Regions from separate parts of the Homo sapiens genome. Here region 2 is linked to region 1. A link is a loop called in an ENCODE intact Hi-C map of the cell type or tissue named here. Cell type or tissue: endothelial cell of umbilical vein. All regions are shown on one strand. Each heading gives the region's core, and the rest is flanking DNA. Links, peaks and the distances in the headings are about the cores only. Region 1 has its middle 20 kb from the start of PTGS1. Region 2 overlaps LOC107987016 (a long non-coding RNA gene).

Region 1 (12,494 bases), core at 2,882-10,881:
GCTGGCCAACATGGCGAAACCCCGTCTCTACTAAAAATACAAAAATTAGCCGGGCATGGTGGCGGGCACCTATAGTCCCAGCTACTCGGGAAGCTGAGGCAGGAGAATCGCTTGAACCTGGGAGGTGGAGGTTGCAGTGAGCTGAGATCACGCCATGGCGCTCCAGCCTGGGCAACAAGAGTGAAACTTCGTCTCAAAAAAAAAAAAAAAAAAAAAGTTGGACATCAAATAAACAAACAAACAAACAAAACTATAGATGCTCAACGAATTTATGTCTGTGTGATAGGTACAGGGGAACTATGTGAGGCATGTGTTAATGATATGAGCATTTGGAGTCTACAGGGAATGTGCCTGATGTGTGTGTGTGTGTGTGTGTGTGTGTGTGTGTGTGTGTGTGTGTGTGTGTGTATTTGTCCCCATTGTGTGATTGGGGGGCATGAGCTCCAGATACAGTACTGTGGAATGCTGAACTGCCTCCTCCATTTACAGGTTGACCTTAGGGAAGTCATTTAACCCCTCTGAGCCTGACTTCTCATCTGTAACACAGATACTAATAATCACAGCTAACATTTACTGAGCACTCAGTCTATGTGTGGCACTGTACTATACGCTTCTCATGCATGATGATCTCATTGACTTCCCAACAACTCAAAAAAGGAGGTACTACTATCGGCCCCATTTTACAGATGGGGAAACAAGCTTGCCACAGGTTAGATAATGGTGAAGCCAGGATTCAAACTCAGGTGATCTGACTGTGGTGTGAACTTTTAGCAGCCAGGCTAAATGAATAGGACCTGTTGCATAGGCCTGTCCGAAGGATTGAATGAGGTCATCCACCCAGCAGTGCATATGGCACATAGTAATCACTCGGTAAATGTTATTGCTATTATTTGCACATAGATATGGGACATATAAAACAGCTACAAGAATGTGTGGGAAATGGGCATGTAGTATATTTGTGACAGAGAGATGTGTAGCTGTGTTTGTGTGGTGTGTATAGACATACATTTACACAAGGTTTATGACACATGTATTTGGGTATATGAATATACGATATATTTTACATGATGAACACAAGGCATGTAAATCCATGTATTATGATGTCTTTGGATGTACTATATTGACATGTGGCTTATGAAATTAGACAAGCACATACTTGAGGGTTGTGATACACATATGGTCTACCCGGGGTCTGCGTATGTATACATCTAGGGTGCAGGCATAAATGTGCACATGGCACACAGCAGGACACTTGTGTGCACAGAAGTGATACATATTATAGATGCAGATGCCATAGAGAGAGATCAGATGTAGGCCAGGTGGTGGCTAATGCCTGTAATCCCAGCACTTTGGAAGGCTGAGGCAGATGGATCACTTGAGCTCAGGAGTTCAAGACCAGCCTGGGCAACATGGCAAAACCCGTCTGTGCAAAAAGTAGATAAATTAGCCAGGCGCAGTGGCGTGCACCTGTAGTCCCAGCTACTCAGGAGGCTGAGGCAAGACAATTGCTTGAGCCAAGGAGGTGGAGGTTGCAGTGAGCCCAGATTGTGCCACTGCACTTCAGCCTGGGTGATGGGAGTGAAACCCTCTGTCTCAAAAAAAAAAAAAAAAAAAAGGTATGCATGTAGCAGAGATAGTATGCATGTTGTATACTAGACTATGCATATACTGTATACCATGCATTTATATGGTCTAGTATGTGCAGATGTATGTGAGGTGCTTATGCATGGGGTATTTATAGGCATGTGGATGTAAGTGGAGTATGTTTGTGTAATACATATACTTGGAGGTATATATTGTATATAATTTTGAGATGTATCTATTTGTTTGTGACACATATTTTGTGCATCTTTGCTCCAGCGTCACCTTCTTAAGTTAAAATATCCATAGCTACCCTGTTTAAAACAGCCCCAATTTCCCACCAGTCCCTTCTTCCCTTTTCTCCCTAAAAGTATTGATTTTTAATATACCATATAATGTAGTAATTTAGGATGTTCTGTTTCCTCCCTCACTAGAGCATAAACTTCAGAAGTCCAAAGCTCTTCTCAGTTTTTACTGTATTGGCCGCCATCCATTACAGCTCACTGCAGCCTGCATGGAACTCATGGGCTCAAGCGATCCTCCCTCCTCACCTACCCGAGTAGCTGGGACTACAGGCGCGCGACACCACGCCTGGCCAGCTTTTCTCTTTGTTCACGCTGGACCCCCAGTGCCTGGCACAGGGCCTGGTCCCTGGCAGATGCCCACCCACTCAGCCACCACGTGTGGAAGCAACACGTGGATGTCGGCGCAGGCAATGCGGCTGTGTGGGGCACGTGCAGCGTGCAGTGGAGACTTAGGTGCATGGCACAGACACGCATGTTACAAGGGGTGCGACCGGCAGAAGGCTTGTGCGCGCGCCTGAATACATGACGGCCGCCTGCCCGCTGCCGCTTGCCCGTCGCTAGGTCACCTCGCACCCTCGCCCGGCGGCCCTCGGTGGGCGGCCCCGTCCGTCTCCCGGGGCGCGACCCCGTGTACCCGCGCGGCGGTCCCGGGCTGCTGTCATTTCCCGGCGGCCGCAGGGCGGGGAGTGAGCGGGCCGCGGCCCGGCCGGGCGGGCAGGAAGCGCGCATTGTTCGCGGGCCGCGGCCCGGCAGGGAGTTCCCGGCCCCGCGCGGACATAAAAGGAGAAAGAGCGCCCGCGGAGCGGCCCGGGCGGCCGGGGGAAGCGCGGCCCCGTGCTCCGCTGACCCCGGCGTCCACTCCCGGCTCCGCCCCTCGGCTTTGAGGCGCAGATTCGAATCCCGGCTCGCCGCCTCCCTGAGCCTGGGAAATGAACGTTGGCTACTGGAAGCCCTCTCAGGGCAGACCCCCGTGCTCGCCCCCTCCACTCCCCGCGTCCAGTTTCCTGCTCCGCTAAAAACCCAACCCTGTGCTACGGTTCCTCAGCCTCCTGACAAGAGAAGGTGCACAGTGAAACCCAGGATTTCGGAGGAAAGTTTCACCAGCTAAGAAACCTACCACTGTAGCTTGAGCCACGCCCCACAACTCTGGCCTAAAACACCCTCTTCTGAGCGGAACGTTGTTTGCAGGCACCTTTATGGATGGGAAACAGAGACCCGGAAGAGGAAAAACTTGCTTAAGGCCATCAATAACAAAAACCCTATTGTGCAAAATTTTTACAAACCGGGGGCTTTCTCCCGTGCTTAGAGGCATTGCCACTTTCATGGTGGTTGTTGATTGAAAAACTGATGGAATGATCACTTACTGGGTGAACCGGCGTCACACCTGATACTGAATCCTCACGTCCCTTTTGGAGGTGGACATGAGTAAACTGAGGCCCAGAGATATAAAGTGTCTTGCCCCAGCTGGTTGAGGAATGGGACTCGGCCCTGCTCTGTTTTGGGAGATGTTACTCCTGACAATGCTGGCACCATAATCTTGGGCGGGGACATATTTGCATAAGGGTTAAGATCTAATCAAGTCAGGAAAAAGTAAGGAGTTAGCAACCCCACCCATTGCAGCCCAGCCCAGCCCATAGCATTGAGCTTTGCCCTCTTGGCCTAGATTGTCCTCTTGCCTCTTTGGTGGGAAAAGGTAGGAAAGGAAAAGGTTGAATCTTCACAGTTCCCACAGGGGCCCAGAGAGGTTAAGTGAGTGGCACCAGGTCACACAGCAAAATGGCTGTGAAGCAGAGCCTCCACTCACACACAGCCAGACCTCTCTTTTTGGGGAGAACCCTTTTCCTGCGTCCTGAAATTTTGGGGACCTGTCCTGAGGTGTCTTCACCCACTAGGCCAGGAGATTCTGATTATGGAGAAACGGCCTCCCCTCCACCCCTATCCCTGCCCGGCCGGGGAACCCTACACCCTGGGGTAATTGAGATCAGATGCAGCTGTGACCCACAGAATGCTCCCTAGGAACCTGGAAGCATTTATTGTCTGGAAGAGAATCCAGGGTTATCCTCCCTCCCTTGCTGTCCCCTCCCCAGGCGGCCTGGCCGAAGGTGGATCGGGCCTGAGGAGCCTCTGGTGCTGCCCCGGGTTAGAGCAGAGGCCTTGATGAATACGACTGCTGAAAGCGTCTTCCTGGCTTCCTCCTTCCTGGGGATATGGTTACAGGGGGCCAGACTTCCTGCCCAGCCTGCCTTCGCCTTCGCCTTTTTAGCAAAGTGTGGTTCTGCAGGCTCTCCTCCTGCAGGCAGCTCCGCACGCCCACCCCCATGCTTTGCAGCTGGGGCACCAGCTGGCCCCATTTCATTCAGAGCCCAGCTCAAATGTCACCTCCTCAGGGAGACCCTCCCTGGCCACCCTATATGAACCAGCCCACCTACCAGCAGTCCTTCCCTCTCACCCTGTTTAATTCTCTTCATATCACTTATCTTTAGTTGGGTGGTTCATTTATTTTCTTTCAATAATGTTTATTTCCTCTCCCCACCGCAAGAATGTGAACCCTGGGAGGAAGGGGACTTTGTCCTGCTCACTGCTGTATCATGAAGCCTGGAACTGTGCTTGGCACATAGTAGGTGCTCAGTAAATACTGGCTGAAAGAACAAGGCAAGGACTGAGCAACTGCTGTTGACCTCTGAACTTGGAAGTTGGCCTTGAATCACATTGCTCTGAGGTGAGGTTTGCAGTTTCGGATCTCCACCCTTTGGCTTGTCCTGATTGCACATCTCTGGTATAAATCCCCACTATCTTTTTTTTTTAAACAGAGTCTCACTTTGTCACCCAGGCTGGAGTGCTGTGGTATGATCTCGGCTCACTGCAACCTCTGCCTCCCAGGTTCAAGTGATTCTCCTGCCTCAGCCTCCCGAGTGTGGGATTATGGGTGCCTGCCACTACACCTGGCCCCTGGTCTCCAATTTCTTGTGTCTGGATTTTGGTTCTCTCTCCTCACTCAACAAGCCCATTTTACATGGTAGTGCTATGAAGTCGGGCAGGGTGCCTGCTGGCCAATACCATACCTTTGTCTGACTTGAGAAAAGGTGCTCCCTAATGGGAGGATGCAGTCCTGCTGGTCCCCAGCTTGACCAACAGAAAGTGAACTTACATGAAGAAAACGGACCATCTTTTTTGGCTGACACAGCCCCACACTTGGGCATAGGTTGGCTGATTTCAGACCTCTTGTGTAGTGCACAGACTCCACAGGTGTGTGACTTGTGCTTGGTTTAATCTTCTACTGCCATTGTCTTGAACATTTTAATATTTGAACAAGGGGCTGCATATTTTTATTTTTCAAAGGGCCCCTCAAATTACGTAGCTAGTCCTGATTCTACACACAGTCCTGATTAGGTGTTAGCTGCCCCCATTATACAGAGGGGGGAAGCTGAAGCCCAGAAAAGGTGACCACTAACGTGGCTCAGTGAAGCCTGGTGGGGCAGAGGCTGGTCTGCCAGCTCCTAGCTGGGTGAGGCTGGGCACACTCTGTTATGGGGGAAACAGGCATGGTCCCCTCCCCTGACCCCCGCAGGTGCTCAGGATCAGAGAGAAGAGAGATGCTGTTCACTTGTTTGCATTGCCCGGACACAGCAGGTGCTTGGTACTTGTGGGGGACTGAGGTGCCAGGGCAGTGTGGTAGAGGGAGTGACGCTTTCCATTAGGGGCTTTGGAGAGGGCTCCCTGGAGGAGGTGTCAAGGGATCTGACATTGAAGGATGAGGAGGGTTTGAATCAAGAGAGGAGGGGAAGGATATTCCCAAGAGAAGGTCCAGGATGGGCAAAGATCGCTCAGTCTGGATAGGAGAATGAGGATGGCACTGGAGAGGTAGGGGCCTCAACGTCAGGGTGAAGATTTTATCTTCTGTGTGGGCTTGGGAGAGTCCCCAGCTTCTACTCCAACCACAGCAGATCAGTGTAAACATGTTTTCTGTTTTATACATGGGATGGAGGTGCAGGGAGTGAGAGGGTCTTTGGATTTTGCTTGTAAAAAAAGAAGTTGCCTCTAAAAATATGGTTAAAAGCCACAGCTGTCGGGGATGGAAAACAGAGAAGGAATTAATACTCCGTCTGGCAGCTCTGGCCTTCTTTCCTTAAGGAGGGTTTGCCCTCTTTAAGGAAAACCCATAGCCTCAGAGAGGGGCAGGTGTCTGCTCTGGGTCCCTGGTGTATCTAGAACCCAGGACTCCTGACTACTAGATTGGTGCTTTTTTGACTTCATAGCTGCAGGAACTCATCTCCACAGGCCTGTGGTCCAGTTTCCGTGGTCTCGTGGCAAAGCTGCATCTCCAGCAGCAATAGATGCTTCCTTCTCCCTCCTCTGGCCGGCCTGCCAGGCCAGCCCTGGAAAAAGGCGGCCTATGCTGCCACCTGGTGGCCACTCACAGGCAGGGGAGGGTGCCACTTCTCTGCTGGGAGCTAGCTGCATTGTCCTGGTAACTGATGGTCTAGACACGGGATCCTGTGCCTGGGTGGGGGTTGCCCTGTTCTGGGGCATTGACCCCTTTGGGAATCTGGGACTATTAATGGTGGTATGGCCCACCTCAAATCTGTTCTTCCTTCTGTCTTTCCCAGTCTAAGGGACTTAATACCCTAATTGTCTAATCTGGAAGCCTGGGTTTTACCCTTGACTCTTCCCCCTCTCTTTTCCCCTAAATCCGGTCTGTCCCGAAGTCCTGTCAAGCCTACCTTTTAGGCACATATGGCATGTGTCCCATGCTCTCTATTCTCAAGACCACGACTCGGGTCCAGCCGCGTCATTGTCCTCACCTGGTCTTCTCCCCACTCAGGCCTGTCTGCAATCCACTCCCCAGTCTACATCCAGAGGGACTTTGTTAAAATGCATGAATACTTATATTCTCCCTGCTTGAAACCATCAATGGCTCCCTATTACCCCCAGGACAAAACTTAGCCTTTTTGCCAGGCTGCCTCTTAGAATTGCCACCCTCTTAGAAATAGTCTCTTACAAACCCTCTAGCTCTGCTTCCCACAAGCCCCCTCTTTCCCCCACTAGCTGGGCAGCATAGCACAGTGGTTACAGGAGTAGATGCTAGTGCCTGGGTATCTGCTTTTTTTTTTTTTTTTTTTTTTTTTTTGCAATGGAGTCTCACTCTGTCGCCCAGGCTGGAGTGCAGTGGCGCAATCTCAGCTCACTGCAAGCTCCGCCTCCTGGGTTCACGCCATTCTCCTGCCTCAGCCTCCCCAGTAGCTGGGACTACAAGCGCCTGCCACCACGCCTGGCTAATTTTTTGTATTTTTTTTTTTTTTTAGTAGAGATGGGGTTTCACCCTGTTAGCCAGGATGGTCTCAATCTCCTGACCTCATGATCCTCCCGCCTTGGCCTCCCAAAGTGCTGGGATTACAGGCGTGAGCCATCAAGCCCTGCTGGTATCTGCTTTTAAATTTCGCTTTTGTCATTTGATAACTGTGTGACCTCAGTCAGGTTCCTTATCTCATTTTCCCAATCTCCAAAATGGGATTGATGATAATAGTGCCTAAGAGGCACTATTAACTGAAATATCACATAAGAAATTGTGCTAAGTTGGGCCAACTACAAGGTTAGAGGGCAGAGACTCCACACAAGACCACTTTCATTTCTTTCTTTCTTTCTTTTTTTTTTTTTTGAGATGGAGTCTGGCTCTGTTGCCCAGGCTGGAGTGCAGTGGTGTGATCTCGGCTCACTGCAACCACCACCTCCAAGGTGTGAGTGATTCTTCTGCCTCAGCCTCCCAAGTAGCTGGGACTACAGGTGCGTGCCACCAAGCCTGGCTTTTTTTTTTTTTTTTTTTTTGTATTTTTAGTAGAGACAGGGTTTCACCGTGTTAGCCAGGATGGTCTCGATCTCCTGACCTTGTGATCCGCCCGCCTCGGCCTCCCAAAGTGCTTGGATTACAGGCGTGAGCCACTGTGCCCGGCCCACCTTCATTTCTTAAAAATTTTTTTTAATTAAAAAATTAAAAAATAATTTTTTGTGTTAATTTTTTTCCCCCAGAGATGAAGTCTCACTATGTTGCCCAAGCTGGTCTCGAGCTCCTGAGCTCAAGTGATCTGCCCACCTTGGACTCCCAAAATGCTGGGATTACAGGTGTGCGCTACTGTGCCTGGACAAAAAATTTTAAAGTTTTAAAATTTATTCATTTATTTGTTTATTATTATTTTTGAAACAGAGTCTCAGTCTATCACCCAGGCTCGAGTGCAATGGTATGATTATGGCTCACTGCAGTCTTGACCTCCTGGACTCACGTGATCCTCCCACCTCAGCCTCCTGAATAGCTGGGACTACAGGCATGCACTACCATGCCAGGCTGATTTTTTATTTTTTGTAGAGACACAGTACCATTATGTTGCTCAGGCTGGTCTCGAACTCCTGGCCTCAAGTGATCCACCCATCTCAGCCTCCCAAAGTGCTGGGATTACAGGCATGAGCCACGATGCCTGTCCACCATCACTTCTGATACCAGCTACAAGTTCAAGAGGTTCCCCAAACCACCCTCAGATTCCGTAATTTGCTAGAAAGACTCACAAGACTCACTGAAAGCCGTTATACTCATGGTTATAGTTTATTACAGGGAAAGAATACAGATTAAGATCAGCCAAAGGGAGAGATGTATAGGGCAGAGCCCAGGGGGGTTTCTTTCAAACATGAAGTAAAGCTTCCATTGTCCTTCCCATGGAATCAGAATGTGTCACTCTCCTAGAATCAATGTGACAATATCTGTGGAGTATTGCCAACTGAGGAAGTGCATCTGAGCTCAGTGTTCAGAGTTTTTATTGGGGCTCTATTTTCTTTTCTCTAATTTACTTTATTGTAAGAATATAGCATATAATATATATAACATATAAAATATGTGTTAATCATCTGTTATGTTATTGGTAAGGCTTCTGGACAACGGTAGGCTATCAATGGTTAGGTTTTTGGGGAGTCAAAAGTTATATGTGAATTTTTGACTGCATGGGGGTCAGTTTCCCTAATCCCTGCATTATTTTTATTTTTTTGAGACAGAGTCTAGTTCTGTTGCCAGGCTGGGGTGCAGTGGCATGATCTAGGCTCCTTGCAACCTCTGCCTCCTGGGTTCAAGTGATTCTCCTGCCTCAGCCTCCTGAGTAGCTGGAATTACAGGTGCCTGCCACGATGCCCAGATAATTTTTGTATTTTTAGTAGAGACAGGGTTTCACCATGTTGGCCAGGCTGGTCTCGAACTCCTGACCTCAAGTGATCCACCTGTCTTAGCCTCCCAAAGTGCTGGGATTACAGGCATGAGCCACCGTGCCTCGCCACCCCTGCATTGTTTAAGGGTCAACTGTACTAGCTGTTATCCACTTGAGATGCAATCTACTTCTCACAGTTCCTCTAAAGGGGAACTCTCTGTCTCTGGGCCTTTGCACCTACTGTCTTCTCTGCTACGAACACCTTTTCTCTGGGAAGACCCTGGGGACTGAGTTAGGTGCCCTGCATGTACCTCACCTGCCTCCTCTTCTCCTCTTTCCCAGGACTTATCCCATGGTCATTGCCTGGTCAGTGGTCAATGTCTGTGTCCCCCATCACAGTGTGGGTACCTTGTGGGCACAGAAGCTTCTGTCTTATTCTTCCCTGTTCCAGGTGCTCGGCACAAAGTAAGCACTAAGGAACTGGTTATTTTATTATTTTTATTTTTGAGACAGAGTCTCCCTCTGTTGCCCAGGCTGGAGTGCAGTGGCGCAATCTCAGCTCACTGCAACATCTGCCTCTCGGGTTCAAGTGATTCTCCTGCCTCAGCCTCCTGAGTAGCTGGGATTACAGGTGCATGACACAATGCACAGTTAATTTTTGTATTTTTGGTAGAGACGGGGTTTCACCATGTTGGCCAGGCTGGTTTCGAACTCCTGACCTCAGGTGATCCACTCACCTCAGCATCCCAAAATGTTGGGATTACAGGCGTGAGCCACTGCGCTCAGCCAGGAACTGGTTATTAAGTTAAACTTTGAACTCTGTGCTATAGGACAGAACTTAAAAACTAGATTAGACTCAGAAAGGATTTGAAAATAAATGATACAAATCTGGTGAAAAGCCATGGTCAGAAGAGGGACATTTCCTCTACTTCATAATGACATTAACCATTTAAATGCCAGGTTCTGTGCCAGGTGCTTATCCATGCTATCTCTTTTCTCCTTTAAAGCCCATGCATACAATTATCTCCATGTTAGTGATGAGGGCTTGGCCATTTAGGGAGGCAAGGTGATTTGCTCAAAGTCACACAGCTAGTAAGGGCCGAGGCGGAACTCATGCCTCTTGGAGGAGCTTGCCTCCGAGAGCTTGTAGCCTCTGGAAACAGTGATGTTGGCAGGGAGGGTGATTGCTGCTTGCCTGACTCTGAGGGCCCACTGGGCAGAGAAAATGACCTGTGTTGTGGGCCCTGAGCAGCAGCAGGGCCAGCAGGAGGCTGGGGAGGTGGATTTCAGTTTCTTGTGTCCAAGAACGCAGGCTGCCTGACGGGGTGGCAGCAAATGAACTCTTGCCTTGCACATTTGCTGCCCATGTGCCTCAAGGTCCAGGCCTGGGCTGAGATCCCTCCTCTCTGTCTATCCCCAGTGCTGCTGGGGGTGGGGAGAGGGTTCTGGGGAAAGAGGAAGGAAGAGCCAGTCCAGCCAGAGGTCTGCAGAGGAGCCAAAGGAAGAGGGAAGGAAGAGGAAGGAGGGAGGGCTCGGAGTGAGGGCTCAGAGTGAGGGTTCTGAGATTCCCAGCTCCCTCCAGTGCCTGAGTTCGTGGGTTCTGAGAAACAAGACGCTCTCTGGGTTGGGGGTGGGCTGCCTGAATTTGACCTTTTGGGCAGATGGGGCAGAAATCAGGGCCTCAAACAAACTCCATCTTGAGAGCCAACTGGGGAAGGACCTTGGCCTGGGGGCCAGGAGCCCTGGATTCCAGCTCCTTCTCTGTTTCGTGTTCTTGGGCAAACTCTTTCAGCTGTAGGCCTCAGTCTCCAGATCAGTTGAATGGAGGTTTGGGCTCAATGACTTGAGGCACCCCCTACAGAAAGGCAGGAAGCTGGGGCTCAGAGAAAGGTTGGGGAGGGAACTGGAGGTTGGGTCAGGATGGGTCCTAGTGGTGCCTGTCCATGGGCCTAGAGCCGAGTTCCGCAGCCACCCCACCCACTCCCAGCTTCTCCTCTGCCCACCACACAGACCACAGCCTTCTCTTCTCCTTTTCTGTATTCAGATATCCTTCTGGGGAAGGCCCAGGCTGGCTCCTGGGAACTCTGAGCTGCTGAAGGAGGCAACTCTAGCAGGAGGGATTGCAGTTAGAGATACAGCAGGCCACAGGCTTGGGAGGAGACAGCTGGGCTGCAGGAGGGGCCACATTGAGTGCCGTGGGAGTGGTGAGGGGTCTTTTTCTTACCCTAGCCTACCTTTGGCCCAGTATCCACCCCCCAGCACTGGTTTCTTCTGGAGTCTGGACTACCCAGGAGGCTGGTGTGGGTTGGCGGGGGAGGTAGATAGGAAGGAATGCAGCCCTGGCCTTGTCTGAGAGCTCACCCTGACCAGGAAAGTCATGGAGGCTGTGCCTGGCTGGCTGGGGGGCCTGTGGCCAAGGGTGCAACGGCTGGATTCTACATTCAGTCTAGAACTGGGACTTGGTTTGACTTGAACTGAATTTAGTAGAGTTAAACTGAGTTGGGTTGTGTTGGGATGGGTTTGATTGGGTTGACTTGATTGGAGTTGAGTTTGATTGACTTGAGTAAGGTTTAATTTGGGTGGGTTGAGTGGAAGTAAATTGAACTGAGTTGAATTTAGGATAGTTGAGTCATAAAACCCCAGTCCTATCCATCACAAGCAGCCACTCTGTGGTGGGAGGCAAACTCCTGCTTCCTCCTCTCTCCTGGGCCTATGAGGCCTTCCCCCTGGTGCTCTCAGAATGGTACCTGCAGTCCTGATCCCAAGAGGTGGAAGGGTTGGGGTCAGTGGTGGATGACTGTCATCAAAGGGACACCCAGATTGCTTCTTGGCTCCCCTCCTCCCCATCCTCCAGACAACACATTTTACTATGAGAGAGGTAGAGAAAGGCACAGAGAAGAGATAGAGATGGAGGAAAAAGACAGTCAGTGAGGCACTGCTCTGAGGCGGTAATGGCATGGCGATTGATGCTTCTGTTCATAAAGATGGCTTCTGGGGACAGACACTGTTGTTTTCCCACCCACCTCCCAACCTGACGCTCAAATCTCCTTACTCTGGGTTCAGATTCTGGGCTCTCCAGCCTCAGGAGGGCCTCATTCTGATTCCCCTAACACTGTATGATCTGGGGCAGGCCCCCTCCAGTCTCTGGGTCTCAGTTTCCCCATCCATAAAATGAGAAGATTGGCCTCAGTTTCCTTCCAGCTCTATTGTGTCTAATACTAATTTCCTGACTGGGGAAGTAGCTTTAGCTCCTGGTTCTCAGGCAGTCGGGACTGACCTAGGGCTCCCCTGGTGGAGAAAGGGTGGAGGGGATGAAGGGACGCAGGCATCTCTGTTCAGGAGGAACAATTCCCCACCCAAAGCTTAGAACATGAAGCAGATTGTGCCAGAAACAGAGACAGAGAGGGAAGAGTCAATGAGAGGAAGA
Region 2 (12,494 bases), core at 2,006-10,005, 810 kb before region 1:
ATGTTCTTTTGCTATGAGGGGCTGTATTCCCTCATCACTATACTTTTGCCACACATTGACTTTAAGCTTCCTAGCAAGTGGTGTGAAAAGGGAAATGTGGCCACTTACACAATGTCCAAAGTCTAGGAAGGATGACAAACCAATTGCTTAGGAGAAGCAGGACGCTGGTACTGAGATAGGAATAAGGTGCCCCTGGGCCCAATGGAGGGTTCCAGGGGAAGATGACAGAGCGGAGGGTGAAGAATGCCCTCGGTGACAGCCTTCCCATCACGCCAATCCAAAGACAGTACACCGCTTCCAAGGAGGCCAAGACCATGTGGGCTGCATGGCCCACTCTCTGCTGGCCTAGCCTTTCCCCTGGAGGTGTTTAGACTATCAAGATACAGACCCTATCTCTACAAAAACAACAATTATAATTAGCAGGCGTGGTGACACACACCTGTATTCCCAGCTAATTGGGAGGCTGAGGTGGGAGGATTGCTTCAGCCCGGGAGGTTAAGGCTGCAGTAAGCCATGATCATACCACTGCACTCCAGCCTGGGTGACAGAGTGAGATCCTGTCTAAAAAACAAACAAAACCCCCCCATACACAAAAAACTATCAAGAGGGTTGGTTCCCCTTCAGAGGACTTGATTTTTTGATTTATGGGACTCTGTGAGTACTTTGAGTTTGTGGTCCCTGTGGAAGCCTGGGAACTGAGTCTTTCTCTTAAGCCCCGAGCTGTCTGGAAAGGTACAGTCTCATTCATCTGCCTTCCAGCATCACTAGCTCCAGGGCTCCTCCCTGGAATGGAGGCCTCTGTCACCCTGCCTGGGTGGTCCTGCTATCAGGACACTGTACCAGGCTCCGGTGAGGGTCTCAGCCCCATAACCACCGAGTCACTGTCTCAGGCTCTTGGTTCCTTCCAGGCTGTGGTGAGGTCCCTCTGTTTTGGTTTGGCTGAGGTGGTTGAAATGAACAGGACTGCTCTGACCAGCTCACAGAAGGGGAAGTGGATGGCACGAGCACAGGTAGGGCAGCCAGGGAGCAGAGATTCTCTCAACACCCCCAAATCTCCAAATCAGGGTGCCTTGGGATGCAAATGGCAAAAATCCCAAGCTAACCTCGAGCAAAAGAAGGAAGAGGAGGAGGTATTGGCTTATCTGGCTTCAGGTACTGCTGGATCCAGCACTCCATCTTGCTTCCCTCATCTGCCTCCTCCCTGCTCATTCAACCTCTGGCTCAATCCCACCCTCTCAGCTGCCAGTGAGCAGTTTTTCTCTTCTTATCAGTTCTAACCATGGTCCCAGCCAGACACAAGTCTCACTGAGCCAGATGAGGTACCCGGCCCTTCTCTGAACCAATCACCACAGCCAGGGGGAAAGAATTACACTGATTGCCTAGGTCTGTGTCTCCACCCACTTCTAGGCAACTCAATCCCCTAGACTAAGGTTTTAGGAGTTCCTTAGGGAAAATGGACATCCAGAAGAGAGGCTGATAGGCAGAGACAGATCCATCCTTTCTATCCAGGAAGCCCAATACCGCTGGGCTCCCAGAGCCAGGGAGCTGGTGGGGGGCTGAGGTGGGCCCTGCAGGGCTATGGCATTCTGCTTCTCTCCTGTGCCTTTCCTCTCCTTTCTTTGGTGGCCCTTCTATTTCCCCTCCTAGTCCCTAGTCTGCCAATATGGAGACCCAAGCCACCCCAGGGCCAGGTGACACAAGCTCATGGAATCAGTCCATCTGGGTTTGAATCTTGGCTCTGTGTTTCTTAGCTGAGGGACTTGGGACACTTCACTTCATCCATCTGAATCTCATTGTCCTCCCCTGTGAAGTGGGCCAGGACAGGGCCACCCTCGTGGGTGGTGGCTGCCAGAGCTTCATGAGATAAGGCATTAAGAACACTTAGCAGAAGCTGCTGTGGAAAACAGTCTGGCGGCTCCTCAAAAAGTTAAACATAGAATTACCATATGATCCAGCAATTCCACTCTTGGCTATAGACCCAAAATAATTGAAAGCAGGGACTCAAACAGATGTCTGCACACCATCATTCATAGCAGCATTAGTTACAACAGCGAGAAGGTGGAAATAACTCAAGGTCACCAACAGATGAATGGATAAACACGATGTGCTAATGTTGACAGGGCTCAGGGCAGGATACCCCCGATACGGCATCTTGGCTTTTTTTTTTTTTTTTTTTGAGAAGGAGTCTCGCTTTGTCACCCAGGCTGGAGTGCAATGGCATGATCTTGGCTCATTGCAACCTCCGCCTCCCCAGTTCAAGTGATTCTCCTGCCTCAGCCTCCCGAGAAGCTGGAATTACAGGTGGCCGCCACCATGCCCAGCTAATTTTTTGTATTTTTAGTAGAAACGGGGTTTCACCATATTGCCTAGATTGGTCTCAAACTCCTGACCTTGTGATCCACCTGCCTCGGGCTCCCAAAGTGCTGGGATCACAGGCGTAAGCCACTGCGCCAGGCCCATCTGGGCATATTGACTATTTCAAGCTGAAGGAATTTGAGAAATGGCATGTTCAGGAAAGACTTTCTGACCTTCCCCTGTCAGGTCATAAAACCCACTTGTGAGAGGTGCCCTCTCTCTACCCAGAGGAAAGGAGCCTCCTAAACTCTGAAGATGAAAGGATGTCAAGAGGAATCTGAATGAACAGGCCTCAGTAAATTTCCCCTAGCTGATTACACTCAGCTCTTTGTCTATCCCATTCTTCCGTGACTTTCTGCTTTGTCGAACCTACCATAAAACCAGCCTGGGCAACACAGTGAGACCCCCATCTCTACAAAAACACAAAAATTAGCTGAGTGTGGTGGCACGCACCTGTAGTCCCAGCCACTCAGGAGGCTGAGGTGGGAGGATCACTTGAGCCCAGAAATTCAAGGCTGTGGTGAACCATGAGTGCGCTACTGCACTCCAGCAGACAACAGAGCAAGACTCTGTCCCAAAAACAAAAAATAAAAAACCTAGCATAAAAACAGTCAGGTTTAATGGCTTCTTTGCGTCTTCATTTCTTTATGAAAGCTCCTGTATTACATAGAACTTACATAAAACTCATCTGAAATAAATTTATATGCTTTTCTCTCTTTTTTTTTTGAGATGGAGTCTTGCTCTGTTGACCATGCTGGAGTGCAGTGGCGCAATCTCGGCTCACTGCAACCATTGCCTCACGGGTTCAAGCAATTCTCCTGCCTCAGCCTCCCAAACAGCTGGGACTATAGGCACAAACACACCACCATGCCTGGCTAATTTTGTATTTTTAGTAGAGACAGGGTTTCACCATGTTGGCCAGGCTGGTCTCAAACTCCTGACCTTGTGATCCGCTCGCCTTGGCCTCCCAAAGTGCTGAGATTACAGGTGTAAGCCACTGCACCTGGCCCTGTTTTTTTGGGACAGGGTCTTGTTCTGTCACCCAGGCTGGAGTGCAGTGGTGTGATCTCGGCTCACTGCAGCTTCTGCCTCCTGGGTTCAAGAAATTCTCCTGCCTCAGCCTCCTGAGTAGCCGAGACTACAGGTGCCCGCCACCACACCCGGCTAATTTTTTATATTTTTGGTAGAGACAGGGTTTCACCATGTTGGCCAGGCTGGTCTCGAACTCCTGACCTCAAGTGATCACCCTGCCTTGGCCTCCCAAAGTGCTGGGATTACAGGCATAAGCCACTGTGCCCGGCCAGTCTCTCATCTTTAATATATATATACACAAACACACACACACACACACACACACACACACACACACACACACACACAGACATATAAATTCGTCAGGGTTCTCCAGAAAGACAGAACTAGTAGGATACGTGTGTGTGTGTGTGTGTGTGTGTGTGTGTGTGTGTGTGTATACATATATATATATATATATATGAGTTTATTAGAAAGATAAACTTTCAGTTTAAAAATCAGGAAAGTCCTGGGCAAGGCGGAGTGCTTGGTCACCTGGCCTGCTGCTCAACTCTCTTGGTTTCCCAGTTCCACAACTCAGCAGGATATTGGTTTGGTTCAGCTCATTTTTCCTAGCCAAGCCACTCAGGTCACTAACAGACCTGCAAGGGTGTCCTTGGGGCAGGGGCTGACCCCTGGTAGGGGGCCTAGGGTCACGTGGTGGGGCATCCCTTTGAAAGGCCTGTGGGTGAAGCAGAAGCAGAATGGCTTCAGGGTAAGACCCCACCTGGGAAGGTTGGTGGCCACTGACCTCAAAGCTAGCACTTTGGAAAGCAGCCCAGTGGTGAGAGCAGGGGGACATCAGGCTTTCAATCTGCCCAGCTCAAGCCTGTGTTCCTCAGCCAGGTGCACCTGCCTGTGATCCCATTTACTTTGGAGGCTGAGGCAGGAGGATCACTTGAGGCCAGTTAGAGACCAGCCTGGGCAACATGGGGACACCCTGTCTCTACAAAAATTTTTGTAAAAATTATCTGAGAATGGTGGTGCATACCTGTAGTCCCTACTACTGGGGAGGCTGAGGTGGGAGGATGATATGATCCCAGGAGTTTGAGGCTGCAGTGAGCTGCTACACTCCAGTGTGGGGGACAGAGCAAGAGCCTGTTAAAAAAAAAAAAAAAAGGCCAGGTGTGGTGGCTCACGCCTATAATCCCAGCACTGGGAAGCTGAGGCCAGCGGATCACTTGAGGCCAGGAGTTTGAGACCAGCCTGGCCAACATGACAAAACCTTGTCTCTACTAAAAATACAAAAATTAGCCGAGCATGTTGGCAGGTGCCTGTAATCCCAGCTACTTGGGAGGCTGAGGCAGGAAAATTGCTTGAACTGAGGCGGAGGTTGCAGTGAATCGAAATGGCACACTGCACTCCAGCCTGAGCAACAGAGCAAGACTCCGTCTCAAAAAAAAAAAAAAAAAAACATGCTCCAATTCGTTTACCGGTCCCTTCCCCCACCCTCCTTTGCCCTGATATCACAACTTTGCCCAGAAAGGACTCAGAGACCCCGCCCCTGTACTTGGGCGTGACAGTGCCCTGGTGTGAGGGGGCATCTTCCGCTGACCACCCGACTGACCCCATCCTCTGGTCCCTACTGTACGCTGTGAGTTACAACAGTGACCATGACCATAGGGCCTACTATGTGCAGGGTGCTCAACAGCCCTCACATAAGTGTCACAACAGTCCTGGAAGGTCCCTCACAAGCGAGGAAACTGAGGCAGGAGCCACGAGATCACTGGCCTGTCTGTGGCTGAGCCAGACTTGAACCTGGTCTGTCTGACTCCAGAGCACGTGCTTTTTCCGACACTTCCTGCCCCCCAGAGTCATCCCATTCCGGAATCCAGGCTCTGGGATCCCAGGGCCTCAGGGACTGGGCACCGTCCCCCCAACCACCGCCGAGGAGTGGGCGTTTCTACAGCCTTCTCCGTGGGCCTGCGACCCCCAGTGCGAGGGGAGGGCCGCTGGGGGCTCTGGAAACCCCCTCTTCCATGGGTGGGAGGCGAGGGGCTGAGGCGCAGCGCTGGGCTGGGCCCAGGCCGGCTTCGCCCACACCTGGGATGGAGGCGGAGGCGCTCCGGGTGTTCTGCAGGCGGGAGGCTTTCCACCCCGCTGGCCCCTCACGTCGGCGCATCCTCATGGGATCCTCACGAGGAGCGAGTGAGGTGGGCTCCATTCTTATTCTTTCCCCTGGCAGGAGGCGAGCAGAGGCTCCGGACTCCACAGGTGGCGCGTGGTGAGTAGCCAAGATGAGCTCAGGCAGCCTCTCCAAAGCAGGGGCGCTAACCTGGCCACCTCTCACACCCTGGCTCCCTGCTGGCCCTCTCCACCCCCGCCCGGTCCCTAAGGCCACATCTCTTCCCCGTCCTCGGCCAGCTCAGCCCAGGCCGTCCCTCCCTATGCCCGCCAGGGGGAGTGCGAGCTCCTTGCAAAGACCTCAGGAGGCCGCTGGGAAGGTCTGGACAGGCCAGGCGGGGCGGGAAGCAGGAGGACCCGCGGGGCGGGGACCGGAGCCGCTGGGAGGCCGCCCAGTTTGACGTCCTGCTCCTGCCCAGGCCTCGCCAGGCCCCGGCCCTCCGCAGGCCTCAGTTCCCTTGTCTATAAAATGGGAGGTGGAGCCCTTGGGAGCAGAGCTGCTCACCTTTTAAGAGCATGTGAGTCACCTGGGAATCTTTTTAAAGGCAGATTCTGATGCAGTGGATCTGGGGTGGGGCCTGGGAAGCCGCATTTCTAATGAGCTCCCAGGTAAGGTCCATGCTGCTGGATCCTGGATTCATCTCTCTTTTTTTTGTTGTTGTTTTGTTTTTTGAGACGGAGTTTCACTCTGTCGCCCAGGCTGCAGTGCAGTGGCGCGATCTCGGCTCACTGCAACCTCTGCCTCCTGGGTTCAAGTGATTCTCCTCCTTCAGCCTCCCGAGTAGCTGGGATTACAGGCGCCTGCCACCATGACTGGCTAATTTTTGTATTTTTAGTAGAGACGGGGTTTCAGTATGTTGGCCAGGCTGGTCTCGAATTCCTGACATCAGGTGATCCACCCGCCTCGGCCTCCCAAAGTGCTATTACAAGCTTGAGCCACCGCACCTGGCCTCTGGATTCATCTCTAAAGGACCCGCCAGCTCCGATGACAATTTGTTTTTTTGGGTTGAACGAGGAAGACCTGCCTGTGTCCCAAACCCTTCTGAAGAAGTGGCTGTTCATGTGGTCATTAACTTATTCCCTCATTCATTCATTCAACAAGCATCCTCTGAGCCTCTCTCTGTGACAGGTCCCTGCCTGGTGCCAGGGATATAGAAATAGACAAGATCCTGTCCTGCCCTTGAGGAACTCATGGACACAAGAACCAGAGATTAGCACCCAATGTGATCAGTGCTGGGGGAGAAAGAAGCCCAGGGCAGAGGTGCGAGAATACCAGAGGAGCCCCTCACTAGACATGTGAGGAGGTCAGGGAAGGCTTTTGGGGGAGAAGACCCCTCCCCCTCCCCCTCCTTTGTTTTTTATTTTTGAGAAAAGATCTTGCTCTGTCACCCAGCAATCACTGCTCGCTGTATCCTCAACCTCCCAGGCTCAAGCTCAGCCTCCTGAGTAGCAGAGATTACAGGTGAGTGCCACCACCCGGCTAATTTAAATTTTTTTTTTTTTTTTGTAAAGACAGAGTCTCACAATGTTGCCCAGGCTGGTCTCAAACTCCTGAGCTCAAGGGATCCTCCTGCCTTGGCCTCCTAAAGTGTTGGGATTACAGGTGTGGGCTCCACCTCCTCTTGATGAATGGGCAGAAGAGCACCAGGCAAAGGGGAGGGGAGGGAAAGGGTTTTCCAGCAGAGGAACGGGCATATACGAGGCCCTGAGCAGAGAAAGCCAGGCCATGGGGGTAAAGTGGTTATGCAGTGAGAGGGGCTGCACACAGACACACAAGAACACATAAACCCCTCACATAAAGCAAACACGCAAACACACCAGCACATACATACACCCCCTCAGAGGTGCAGATGTGGGTAGGAAGCTGCACCCTGAAAGAGAAGAGAGTTCTTATTCGGGAACTTCAGTGAGCTCCGACTGGAGTGGGTTGTTGTAGGACGGTTTCCTTAGCAATCCCCTGCTTTCCTCCCCAAATACTCTCCAAGGACCGCTTCCAGGGCTCTTTCAGCTCCACCGCTGAGGCTCCCCTGGCTGCCAAACTCCAGAGTCTACCCCTGCCCCATCTCCCTTCTCCACTCCCATCCTCAACTCCGGGCCCCCAGCTCTGAAGAACTGACCCCAGGGAGTGTCCTGTCACATACGGGCCCACTCTCATCCCCACCCCTCTCTGCCCCTGTCGCTACCTGCTTTTCCCTACCCCTGGCCCCATGCTGTCCCTCCAGCAACTTTGAGAGGCAGATCTGATTTGCGCCTTTGTTTTTGTTTTTGTTTTTGTTTGAGATAGGGTCTTGCTCTGTCACCCAAGCTGGAGTGCAGTGGCGTGATCTAGGCTCACTGCAACCTCCGCCTCCCAGATTCAAGCAATTCTGCCTCAGCCTCCCAAGTAGCTGGGACTACAGGCTTGTGCCACCACGCCCGGCTAATTTTTGTATTTTTAGTAGAGACAGGGTTTCGCCATGTTGGCCACGCTGGTCTTGAACTCATGACCTCAGGTGATCCACCTGCCTCGGCCTCCCAAATTGCTGAAATTACAAGTGTAAGCCACTGTGCCTGGTCTAGGCCACTGGTCTTACTGTTTGTTTTCTATTTGTCCCACTTACACGGTTATTTTTCTCTCTTTTCTTGCCTTCTCTTGCCAGCCTACACCAACGTACCCAGCAAAAAATACTCTTCAAAAACAAAGGTGGCCTCTTCTAGAAGATCTGATTTTATAAAAAGAAAAAGAAAATTTTTTTTTAAATTCAAGTGAAACTGAGACATTTCATACAAATAAAAATGGAAAGAATTTATCACCAGCACGTCCCCATCAAAGAATTAGCAAAGGGTGATTTTCAGGCAGGAGAAAATGGATCCCAGATGGAAACTTGGAGATTTGGGAGGAAATGAAGGCCAATGGAGAGAGAAAATATTTGGTTAATCTAAACAAATATTGTCTGTATAAAACAATAATAATTAGGTCTTGTGGAGTTTGAAATATATAAAGGATTCAAATAGCAGATGGTAACAGATGACAATAGCATCCAAGTCAGGAGGGGGTAAATGGAGTTTTAAGTGGTCTAAACTTCCTGCATTTCCCTACGAGCAGTGAGAGTTTGTCTGTAGCAGACTTTAATAAGTCAAGGATACGCATTATAATCTTTAGGATAACCACTAAAAGAAAGGAGTACTAACAAATTAATAAAGCAATGCCATGGATTAATTAAAAGTACTGTATCAGTCTGGGCTTGGTGGCTCACGCCTGTAATCCCTGCACTTTGGGAGGCCGAGGTGGGCGGATCACTTGAGGTCAGAAGTTCAAGACCAGCCTGGCCAACATAGTGAAATTCCGTCTCTACTGAAAACACAAAAACTAGCTAGGCGTGATGATGGGTGCCTGTAATCCCAGCTACTCAGGAGGCTGAGGCACGAGAATCGCTTGAACCTGGGAGACGGAGGTTGCAGTGAGCGAGATCGCACCACTGCACTGTAGCCTGGGTGATAGAGCAAGACTTTGTCCAAAAAAAAAAAAAAAAAACCCACCAAAACAAACAAAAAAACCCATATAATCCATAATAAGGTGAGAAAGGAGGGAAAAATATATTTTTAAAAGAAACTTCAGGGTAATTAAAATGTTCTTAAATTGGACGGTGGGCACACAGTGTCCCACTTCAACCTGATTCATATACTGCACGTATATTAAATAAATTTTTTTTTTCCAGATGGAGTCTTGCTGTGTTGCCAGGCTGGAATGCAGTGGGGCGATCTCAGCTCACTCACTGCAACCTCCGACTCCCTGATTCAAGCAATTCTCCTGCCTCAGCCTCCCGAGTAGCTGGGATGATGGGCACATGACACCATGCCCAGCTAATTTTTGTATTTTTAGTAGAGATGGGGTTTCACCATGTTGGCCAGGATGGTCTCGATCTCCTGACCTCATGATCCGCCCACCTCGGCCTCCCAAAGTGCTGGGATTACAGGTGTGAGCCACCAAGCCCAATCTAAATAAATATTCTTTTCTCCGAACTCCACAGTTGATAAAAATGTTTAAAAAGCAAAGCAAGTGGCAGAACATTAGGCATATGCAATATGACCTCATTTGTGTGTGTGTGAATATATATATATATATATATATACATATACATATATTCTTTCTGTTGAAGAAAATCTGGGCTGGGCATGGTGGCTCATGCTTGTAATCCCAGCACTTTGGGAGGCTGAGGCAGGAGGACTGCTTGACCTCAGGAGTTTGAGACCAGCCTGGGCAACAGAGTGGGACCCTGTCTCTACAAAAATAATAATGAAAAAACTACCTACATATGGTGGTGCGTGCCTGTAGTACCAGTTACTTGAGAGACTGAGGTGGGCGGATCGGTTGACCCAGGCAAGTGGAGGCTGCAGTGAGCCATGACCGCTCCGCTGCACTCCAGCCTGGGCGACAGAGCTAGACCCTGACTTAAAAAAAAAAGAAGCCAGAAAAATAATCTGAAGCCTGTTTGCCAAAATGCAATCAGAGGTTGTGGTGGGATGGAATTCTGCAGGGAAGCTGCCCATGCCTGCCTTTTTCTATAGTCCATGGAGTTTGCATGTTGTTTTCAGGAAGTATATTATTACTTAATAATTACAAGTCACAAACAGGCCGCAAATATGTTTCCGTTTTGAAAAAATTAATTTGAAACTATGTGATGAGAATAGGATCGATGGCTGCCGTGGGGTCCCCAACGCCTGCCGATCCCGCGGTGTCCTCCGCTCTCCCCAGCACCAGCACCTCCAGCTGAGCGCCCCGACCACCTGCCGTCGTGACCACCTCGCCCACACGGTGGCGCTGCGGGGACAGCCCAGCCTCTCCAGGCTCCGAGGGCAGGGGACTGTTGTGGCAGGGAGGGGGCGGCGTGTCTTCGGGACCTGATTGATTTCTTTGGCCTCCCGCCGACAGCCTTACCAGGTGGCATCCGGAGCGCACGCTGGCAGCCAGTCAGTCGCCTCCGTGGGTAGCTCCGGAGCATTCACGCGGTGGTGCCGCCCAGCCCACCTCCCCCCACCGGAGTCAAATGGGCTCGTGTCTCCTGGCGACAAGACTGGATTCCCAGAGCAGGCCTGGAGGGCTCTCACGGCACTTGTTAGGACAGGCTTGGGGCCTGCCTCCAGAGGACCTTAGGTTCGGGTCCTTGGGGGAGTGCAAGCCGTGTTGACCCACCTCACGCGTCAAGGGAACTACAGAGGAGGGAGAGGGGGGTCTTGCCTGGGCCCCTCTGGGCTGAGGTTGAGTGTTTCTGATCTGTCTCTGAATTCTCCCACATGCAAATCTGAGCAAGCCACTCCCTGCTTAAGACACGCAATGGCTCCCTATCGCCCTCAGGAGAAGGTCCAAGTCCCTAAGCCTGACTCCTGAGGTTCCTTACCACCGCCAACACCCAATGCTCCATCTCACTTAATCCCTTCATTCCCTTAAACCTGTCAGGCACTTTCTTACCTCTGAGGTTCCCACATGCCATTCCCATTCACTCAAACACCTTTTCACTCCTTTTTCTTCTTGGCTAACTCTGACTCATCCTTCAGACCTATAGTTTAAATGTTGCCTCCTCCCGGAAGCACCCCCCTGCCGCCCAGCCCCCAAAGGTCCCCCAGGCTTCCCTTTCTCAACATCACATGGAGTCTCGCTGTGTCACCTAAGCTGGAGTGCAGTGGTACGATCTCTGCTCACTGCAACCTCTGCCTCCCAGGTTCAAGCGATTCTCCTGCCTCAGCCTCCCAAGTAGCTGGGATTACAGGTGCACACCGGTTAATTTTTGTATTTTTAGTAGAGACGAGGTTTTGCCATGTTGGCCAGGCTGGTCTCGAACTCCTGACCTCAACTGATCCTCCTGCCTTGGCCTCCCAAAGTGTTGGGATTACAGGCGTGAGCCACCACGCCCAGGCTTCACACTTGATTCTAATGATGGGTTTATTGCCTGCCTCTTTCATTGGACGGTGGCCTCAGGAGGGCAGGGGTCTGTCTTCCTGGGTCATTACTGCTCTCTCAGGGCCAGGACCATGCAGCACTCAGCAGGTGCTCCATACATTGCTGTGCCATGAGCGAATGTTCGTGACCATACCTCTCCTGGTGGTGGGTGCTTGAGGGGTGTGCAAAGACACTCGGTGGCCTCTGGGTAGGTGGAGGTGGCAGGGACGAGGCACAGTTACCACAGCCTGTCTAAGGAACCACTGGGCTTCCCTTGGACTCCTGCTGTCTGGAGAGACAAACCACAATGACTGGTGGTTGCCAGGCCCCTCCCCAGCACCCAGAGGGTGGCTGGACACAGGCTGACCTCAAGCGGCACCAGAAAGAGATGAGTGTGTGTGTCCCTTCACCCAGCCCTGTCTGGCCTCCTCCCTGTGCACGCGGTCGCCTCCCAGACTCGATGCCCAGCCTGCATGCCCAGCTGATGATGGATATCGCCTCAAATGTCCTCCAGCATCCTAAAGTCATCTGAATTCTCATCTTCCTCAAATCGCTTCCCTTCCTGGTTCCCCATCTCAGGAATGGCTCCACCATCTCTCCAGCCACCAGCCTACTTTCCTCCCTCTACCATCACCCACCCATCACCAAAGTCTGGTCTCTAATTGAGGACCCCACCATCTGCTTTGCTGATCTCTCCAGGGTTCTAGGAATAACACCCTCGCCCACCCCTAAGCCCTCCTGAGCCCCATATCACAGCCAGGCTTATTTACTTTCAGTTCCCCAAATGAGCTGTGCCTGCTCTCTGCTCCTGGCCTCTGTCTGTGCTGTTCCCTCAGCCTGGCCTCCCCATTTTTACCTGGGGAATGTGTGTGCACCCCTCAGGTTTCTGCTTAGACATCCCTTCTTCCAGGAAGTCCTCCCTGATTGGGTGCCCCTCCTTGGGGCTCCCATGGTCACCTGGGCTTCCCTGGTCTCTGCCCTCATCACACTGTGTTGCTGTTGCTTATCATCTGTCTCCTTGTTGCCA

The links. Peaks named below come from ENCODE experiments on the same cell type or tissue, not always from the same donor. Only the 100,000 strongest peaks of a DNase experiment are listed, where the experiment ranks them.
Region 2: it touches region 1 in a loop (16-fold over the local background); 12 of 110 quality-filtered maps call a loop at or near these places.

The regions. Positions count from the first base shown.
Region 1 is chr9:122,344,468-122,356,961 of GRCh38, forward strand. No RefSeq gene overlaps it. Among named protein-coding and RNA genes, the nearest start is that of PTGS1, 20 kb to the right of the region's middle. RefSeq lists a silencer at 6,135-6,341. In endothelial cell of umbilical vein, for the core only: a CTCF peak has its summit at 6,289 (motif pointing left); a DNase peak (open chromatin) is centred at 6,264; H3K4me3 peaks cover 195 bases; H3K27ac peaks cover 816 bases.
Region 2 is chr9:121,540,311-121,552,804 of GRCh38, forward strand. All of the region lies in intron 1 of LOC107987016 (a long non-coding RNA gene), which reads right to left. Among named protein-coding and RNA genes, the nearest start is that of GGTA1, 47 kb to the left of the region's middle. RefSeq lists a silencer at 5,860-5,909. In endothelial cell of umbilical vein, for the core only: a CTCF peak has its summit at 5,826 (motif pointing right); a DNase peak (open chromatin) is centred at 5,861.